3 separate regions of the Homo sapiens genome follow, and all the other regions are linked to region 2. A link is an interaction called in ENCODE POLR2A ChIA-PET data of the cell type or tissue named here. Cell type or tissue: PC-9. All regions are shown on one strand.

What was found. Peaks named below come from ENCODE experiments on the same cell type or tissue, not always from the same donor. Only the 100,000 strongest peaks of a DNase experiment are listed, where the experiment ranks them.
Region 1: POLR2A ChIA-PET joins it to region 2 with 5 read pairs; 7 of 35 experiments call an interaction of 5 or more read pairs at or near these places.
Region 3: POLR2A ChIA-PET joins it to region 2 with 7 read pairs; 2 of 35 experiments call an interaction of 5 or more read pairs at or near these places.

What each region holds. Positions count from the first base shown.
Region 1 is chr15:32,812,037-32,814,536 of GRCh38, reverse strand. The region is part of intron 17 of FMN1 (formin 1); the gene reads left to right. All of the region lies in intron 2 of LOC107984089 (a long non-coding RNA gene), which reads right to left. Among named protein-coding and RNA genes, the nearest start is that of GREM1-AS1, 94 kb to the right of the region's middle. In PC-9, no CTCF peak of the experiment used is centred here; no DNase peak of the experiment used is centred here.
Region 2 is chr15:32,865,979-32,868,478 of GRCh38, reverse strand. The region is part of intron 16 of FMN1 (formin 1); the gene reads left to right. Among named protein-coding and RNA genes, the nearest start is that of GREM1-AS1, 150 kb to the right of the region's middle. In PC-9, no CTCF peak of the experiment used is centred here; a DNase peak (open chromatin) is centred at 1,008; H3K27ac peaks cover 1,336 bases.
Region 3 is chr15:34,307,742-34,310,241 of GRCh38, reverse strand. The region is part of intron 2 of SLC12A6 (solute carrier family 12 member 6); the gene reads left to right. Among named protein-coding and RNA genes, the nearest start is that of SLC12A6, 29 kb to the left of the region's middle. In PC-9, no CTCF peak of the experiment used is centred here; no DNase peak of the experiment used is centred here.

The DNA.
Region 1 (2,500 bases), 54 kb after region 2:
AATTCCTAATATTTCCTAAATGGTGTCTGCTGTCTGAATGATGAGGCTATAGAGTTTAGTTTCCCTACATGACACCTGAAATACTTCTAAAGTATTGTATAAGGTCAGACCCTTCCCGTTGGAAATGAGATGGCTGGGAGACAAGGTAGACATTACAAGGAAACAGGATTTATGTATAATTATTTTTTAATTACAAGGAAATAGATTTATGTATAATTATCCCTTAAGTGAAAATTATATTTTATAAATATGCTTGTTTAGAAATATCTGTGAAAAATAACTAAGGAAAAGCATTTTACAAAAGACATCTGTCACTTCTATTAATGGTGATAAGTTAAAGACATATATGGGTCTAGAAGATGGTATAACTTGGAGAATTTCAGGCCCTGTTTGAGAATGTGACCACCTGACTCCCATTAATGTTAATGAGTCTCTCACCAGATCATTCTGAAATTGTACCCCCACGGTCTGTTTTAAAGCATCAAGAGTCAGGAAATTTAGCGTGAAAGCTGAAATTCCATCTTGGAACTTTCTCTCTGATGTATCTATTCCTATGGAAGATGTGTAGTACAGTGCAGCTTCAAAATACCACCTCGGTGTTTGGGAATCCTGGAGAAAAATGCTGCCCCTTGGGAAGCAGCAGGGAGCGTTGGAAAATGTAGATTATTAGTCACATTATTAGCCAAAATTATTAAATTATTAGTCAAAAGGCCTGGATTCTGTGACTATTAGTGTAATCCAAATAGTCGCTTCATCTACTTGGGTATCCATTTTCTCCACGTTGAGATTAAATAGTTGGGCTAAGTTATAGCAAGGTTAAGGTTATACTGTCTTATCAACTTCATCAAGGAATTGCATCTGTATCACTCGAAGCCAAGATGTTTCTGCATACAGGTAGTTGTGCAGCATTGAGGGACTTCACTGGACTACACAGAAGCAGAGGAACAAAAGTAGTAGAATATCAGCCACAAATCAAATGATTGCCTTTAAGAAGAATGAACAAAATCCTTCATAAAGTCTGAAGGCCAAGTGTTTTGTCAGTATTGTAAATGGTTGAAAGACTTACCTTGGGGCAAAGCATCTCATCTCTAGTGAAAATATATTGGGAAAAAAAAAGTGAGTTTACTTCTGAAAAAGTGTGGGTAAATATACTTCATTTAGATCCCAATTATACTTGTGTCCGATTACCTCCTAGAACTGTGACTTGATAAAATGTTTACTTTTGCAGTAGTTACTATTGATCACAGACTAGATGTATAATGTGGTTAAGTGTTTGAGATTATGGTCATCCCTCAGTATCCGTGGAGGATTGGTTCCAGGACCCTTATGGATATTAAACTCTACAGATGCTCAAGTCTCTCATATAGAATGGTGTCGTAATTGCTATAACCTACACCCATTCTTTAAATCATCTCTAGATTACTTATGATACCTAATACAATGTAAATGCTATATAACTAGTTGTTAGACTGTGTTGTTTAGGGAATGACAAGGAAAAAAAAAGCGTGTATATGTTCAGCACAGACACAACCATCCATTTTTTCCCCAAATGTTTTCAGTCTGCAGTTGGTGGAATCCATAACCCACAGATACAGAGGGCCAACTGTATATTGTGATCTCTGAAATTGTACCTGTCACCTATACAAATTATTATTACAGTCACCAGAGAATATAAATGAATACATGACACCTGAAATATTTCTATTGTAGAAGGTCTGACCCTTTCTATTGTATGCAAACAGCACTTTGTAATTCATGTTGTTATACCAATAAGATATTTTACGAATATCATCGTACTAGATTTAGAGATACAGGCTGAGAATCTCTAATCTGAAAATCCAAAATGCAAAATGCTCCAAAATCTGAAACTTTTTGAGCACTGACATGACATGAATAAACTGTCTGTTGCGCACCTGCGTTTTGACAAGACCCATCACTTGACTTTATGTGACGGTCTCGGCCAAAATGCAGGAGCACAATAGACAGTTTTTTCAGTGTCCTTGAGGGAAGAATAAAATTACCTTCAAGCTCTATGTATAAAGTATATATGAAACATAAATGAATTTCATCTTTAGACTTGGGTCCCATCCCCAATGTATTACATTATGTATATGCAAGTATCCCAAAATGTGGGGGACAAAAATTGAAATTGGAAACAATTCTGGCCTCAGGCATTTCAGATAAGGAGTACTCAGCCTGTATAAAAGTGTAAATGACTTAATATTATAAGTCACTTGTAAGTTTGATTGCCTCAGGACTCACATTTTCAACTATGTGTAAGGGAATTAAGTCGTACTGCCCTATCTCTGCCATTGTGTGTAATGAGTTGGCATTGTCCTAGACATTTAGAATGTTCCCGGTGATGTGTATATGGGGAAACTGAGAAAATAGCTTCTCAAATCCTTTTCTGTGTTCTGCAGTTCAGATGAAGGACCCTGGTTGAGAACAGCCCCAGGTGCCCAAGTTAGGTGATACCATTTCGTGGTTTTGTTTGTTTGTT
Region 2 (2,500 bases):
ACACAAACATAGATGGTGTAGCCTACTTCACACCTAAGCTAGATGGTATAGCCTATGGCGTCTACGCTACAAATCTGCACAGGTTTCTATACTGTTACAGTCCCCAACATTATTCAGTAGAATACTGAATATAGTTAACAGTATATTACAGTACTACTGGCTGTACTATACTGTAACTGTATTCAGTATTCTGCTGAATACTGTAGGCAATTATAACACAATGGTAAGCATTTGTGTATCTAAACAAAGGAAAGGTAATGCCTTGCTCTACAGTGTTACAAAGGCTACATCATCACCGGACTATCAGAATTTTTCAGCTTCATTATAATTTTATGGCACCATTGTTTTATATGTGGTCCATTATTGACAGAAGCATCATTCTGAGGTACATGAGTGTACATGTACTACAGCCAAATTCTGTCAAGACACTAATATCCATACTGCACATGTGTAAGTTTCTCCCCTTTAACTGGTAGTTTATTCATTTATTTAGCAAATACCCATGGAACAGCTTTCACTAGATAGACATTACAGTAGATGCTGGAGATTTAACAGTAAGAAAAATACAGTTTCTGCCTAATGAGGGAGACAATCCAATAATCATGAAAAGGGGAAAGGTATACAGTGCTATGACTTTGTAACAGAGGGTCTCTCATCACAGAATGGAAGGTGGAAAAGAAATCCTGATGGCCGGGCGCGGTGGCTCACGCCTGTAATCCCAGCACTTTGGGAGGCCGAGGCGGGCAGATCACGAGGTCAGGAGATTGAGACCATCCCGGCTAACATGGTGAAACCCCGTCTCTACTAAAAATACAAAAAATTAGCCTTTGCACAGGGAGCGGGGGGCAGGGGGCTGAGGCAGGAGAATGGCGTGAACCCATGAGGCGGAGCTTGCAGTGAGCCGAGGAGATCACACGACTGCACTCCAGCCTGGGTGAAAGAGCGAGACTCCGTCTCAAAAAAAAAAAACCTGATGAGACTTCTGAGCTGAGGTCGTAATGATGACTAAGCACTGACTAGGTCCTGGTTACTAGGAAGTGAAGGAGAGTGGCATAGCAGGAGAACACCATAATGGGAAGAAGTGAGCATGTTTGAGGAATGGAAAGAAGGGCCACTGTGGCAGGGAGAGCAGGGTGAGGCTGGGAAGGCAGGCAAGACGTAGCGCATGGAGGGCCTTGCAGGCCAGCTTGAGGGATTGAAGACAACCTCTCAGAGTAATAGAGGTGCCTGCAGGTTTAAGCAGGGGACTGGCATAATGAGATTTTATAAAGGTCACTTTGACTCAGGTATGGAGAACAAATCAGAGAGAGGCAGGGTGGATATGGGAAGAACAGTTAGGCTGAGACTATAGCAGCCTGGTGAAGAGTAATGAATTCAGGAGTTCCGTAGGAGGTGAAACTGTGGGCTAGCTGTGTAAACTTGGGAGACACATCCCAGATATGGTTACTGAAATGTTTACCTGGATGACATTGTCTAGACAGAGAGCATAGCATGGGAGGAGGAGCAGCCTTATGCCAAACCCTAGAGAACTTTAACGTTTAATGACTCTGTATAGGAAGATGAGGCTGCATAGGAAACAGGGCAGGCAGAAGTAGGAGGAAAGCCCACAATGGGGAACACAGACGCTAAGGGACAAAGTGTTTTACAAAGGAGAAGTAGTCAAGATGCAGAATCCTGCTGGGTTGTCAGCGAAGGAGATACAAAATGAGGACACTGCCCACAGGATGGGTTAATTAGTGACTTCAGAGTGCTTTCTCAGTGTCACAATGGGGAGGAAGTAAATTTCAGTGGGTCATGAAACAAGAAATAGGAAAAAGTGAGTATTGCAAATTTTAAAAGACAGTTGGACTGGGAAAATGATTAGACTGTAACATGATTTGTTTATTAAACACACAAACATTAGGAATGTCAGTTATTCAAAGAGTTTGTGAGGTTGCTGTTATTGTTTAGCTCTTCTTGGAAACAAAGAATAAAGCCGCGTACAGTATGTTATCTAGCCAGCCTTTCTACTGTTTGATTATTTAAAATAGCTGAAGAATATTTTGGCTAGCGTTTTACTATTCAGCATACAAAATGCTTTTTTTTCACATGTTTATTTAGTCCTCACAAGATTTTATGTATCAAGAAACTAAGAGTCAGATATTAAATAACTTTTCCAGCCAAATAGAGTGTATGAAAAACTAAGAATAAATGCATCTTTAAATCAAGAGTAGTTCAAAGGGGAAATTTTTTTTCTTTTTTCTTTTTTTTTATTATACTTTAAGTTCTAGGGTACATGTGCACAACGTGCAGGTTTGTTACATATGTATAGATTTGTCATGTTGGTGTGCTGTACCCATTAACTCGTCATTTACATTAGGTATATCTCCTAATGCTATCCCTCCCCACTCCCGCCACCCCACAACAGGCCCCGTTGTGTGATGTTCCTCAAAGGGGAAATTTTTCTAATGTACCAATTGTTGGTGTATATGTGTAAATATATATACATAGCTGTATGCCA
Region 3 (2,500 bases), 1.4 Mb before region 2:
GCCCAGGAGTTCAACACTAGCCTGGACACAGGGACACACACACACACACACACACACACACACACACTAGCTGGGCGTGGTGTTGTGTGCCTGTAGTCCCAGCTACTCGGAAGGCTGAGGTGGGAGGATTGCTTGAACCCAGGAGGTGGAGGCTGCAGTAATCCGTTATCATGCCACTGCACTCTATCCTGGGCAACAAAGTGAGAAAGTGAGACCCTGTCTCAAAAAAAAAAAAAGATTATCTCTTTTTATTCACTAACATTAAAATAGATTGAAATAGACAACTAAAGAGCTTCTCTGTGTCAATAAAAATCTTTTCTATAGTGATTGAAAAGCCTTTTATTTTCTAGTCCTTTTAACAATTCATGGGAGGCTTTTACCAGCCTAACTAACGGAAATTTAGATCTGCACGCTTTAAAATCTCAGGATCAAAGCTTTATCCTTTTTTTAAGTTGGCTCTGTGAGGCATGTTTTCCTGCCTCCTTCCCCAACCCGCAGTATCCAGCCATTGTCAGAAAGACTAATACCTCTCTGAAATATCTTCCCAATTCTGTTTACTATATCTAAGACCTTAATATAAGAATACAAATTTGATTCCTTTCAGATTTTTACATTTTAAAACTTTGTTTAGATTGTGACCCTTCTTTCTCATATTACAATCTCAGACACTTTGATTTCTTATTTGAGCACTGTTATCATCGGCTTTTTAGAATCTCTCACTTCCAAAATTTTTCTAGCTTAGTATACCAACCTTCTGTCAACTGTCTGCTACTTTTGCCCCACAAGAGATACACCAGATTTCAACTGATTTAATTCTATAAAGATAAAAATTGCTATAAAATATGCATATTGCTTAATTTTTAAATTCTATAGTCAAAGCAATATTTAGGAATATAAAAATATATTAAGTGTAATTTTAGTGTATTATAAAATATTCAAAAGATTTTTAAATTTCGGGCTGAATTTAGACATATGGCATAGGTTAACAAATTGATTATAAGCTGGTAAATTTAAAGAATCGAGAATTTCTTGCTTTGGCCAGGCTGAAAGAGGAAACAATTTTACCCAGAAAATGTCATCAACATTTCAGTAAAAATACCAACTACCATTGTTGAGCATGGTGAGTAGCAGAGCCAGTGTTCAAACCAGGCACTGGTTTGTGGCTTATTTAATCCTCACAACAATCAGGACAGGTAACCATTATCACCATGTTAAAAATGAGGAAAGTGAGGTGCCAAAAAATTAGGAAGATTATTTAAGTGACAGATTTGGAATTCAAAATAAGGGCTGTGTAGCTCTAAAGCCATTATTTTTCGCCACACCACGCTGTTTCTACTTTAAACATATATGTAATTATTTGTGTTTTCTGAACTAGGCTGCTCTGTTTTTTCAGTAGTTACTAGTTCTTCTTAAGCTCTATTATCTTCATGGATTTAACAAAATTAATTGAAAGTTAACTGCTTCTTCTACCGTTTTGTTTTGGATTGCTTTTTTATTTCGCATAGAGTATTTACAAATGTAGAATATTCTTTCAAATGGCACTAAAAATTGAGAAATCTGAACTTGACTTAATCCAACAATCTGGTTTGTTTTTTTTTTTTTTTTTTTTTTGTCAGGTGGACAGTGTCTGGCTTCCTTGCTCAGGCTGAAGTGCAGTGGAGTGGTCTCGGCTCACTGCAACCTCCGCCTCCCAGGTTCAGGCAATTCTCCTGTCTCAGACTCCAGAGTAGCTGGGATTACAGACATGCACCACCATGCCCGGCTAATTTTCATATTCTTAGTAGAGACAGGGTTTCACCATGTTGGCCAGGCTGGTCTTAAACTCCTGACCTCAAGTGATCCACCCACCTCAGTCTCCCAAAGTGCTGGGATTACAGGCATGAGCCACCGTGCCCAACCCTTAATCCAACAGTCTTTAGTAGCTCTCCACTCCTCACATTTCTAGGAAGATGCAATTATCAGCGAGATAGAAATAAGAGACTTAACAATTCGCAGGAGACTTGTACCAGTCTAACTAATGGAAATTTAGATCTGCATGCTTAAAGACTAAGGGTTAGTGATGGAAAAAAATGGGCATATGGAGCAAGTGAAATAATTGAATTTTAATATCACTGAAGGTAGGTAAGATATTTTTAATATATTAAGAAAAATTATATTTCATTTTCATGGAAATGAAGCTGAGTAAAAACTAAATTCTTTCTAGAGAAAAATACTAATATAGGTAGAATATAGACATGGCAAAGATTAAATATGGTACATAAATAACAAATGATTTTAATAAATTCTAAAGCCTCATATGGTAAATTAGATCTCATTTATTTTCCTGTATTCTTTCCATCAACATGTAACCTTTTGTGACAGAAGATTCTGATGGTTATATTAGAAACAGTGAACCTATAGTAAAAGCCCTAAAAGTTGTCTCCATCTTCCCCTTACTTCATTGCCTTCGTTCATATTTTTTTCTTCATCTCAACTTTCTTCTCTTCTGCTGTTTCCTGCC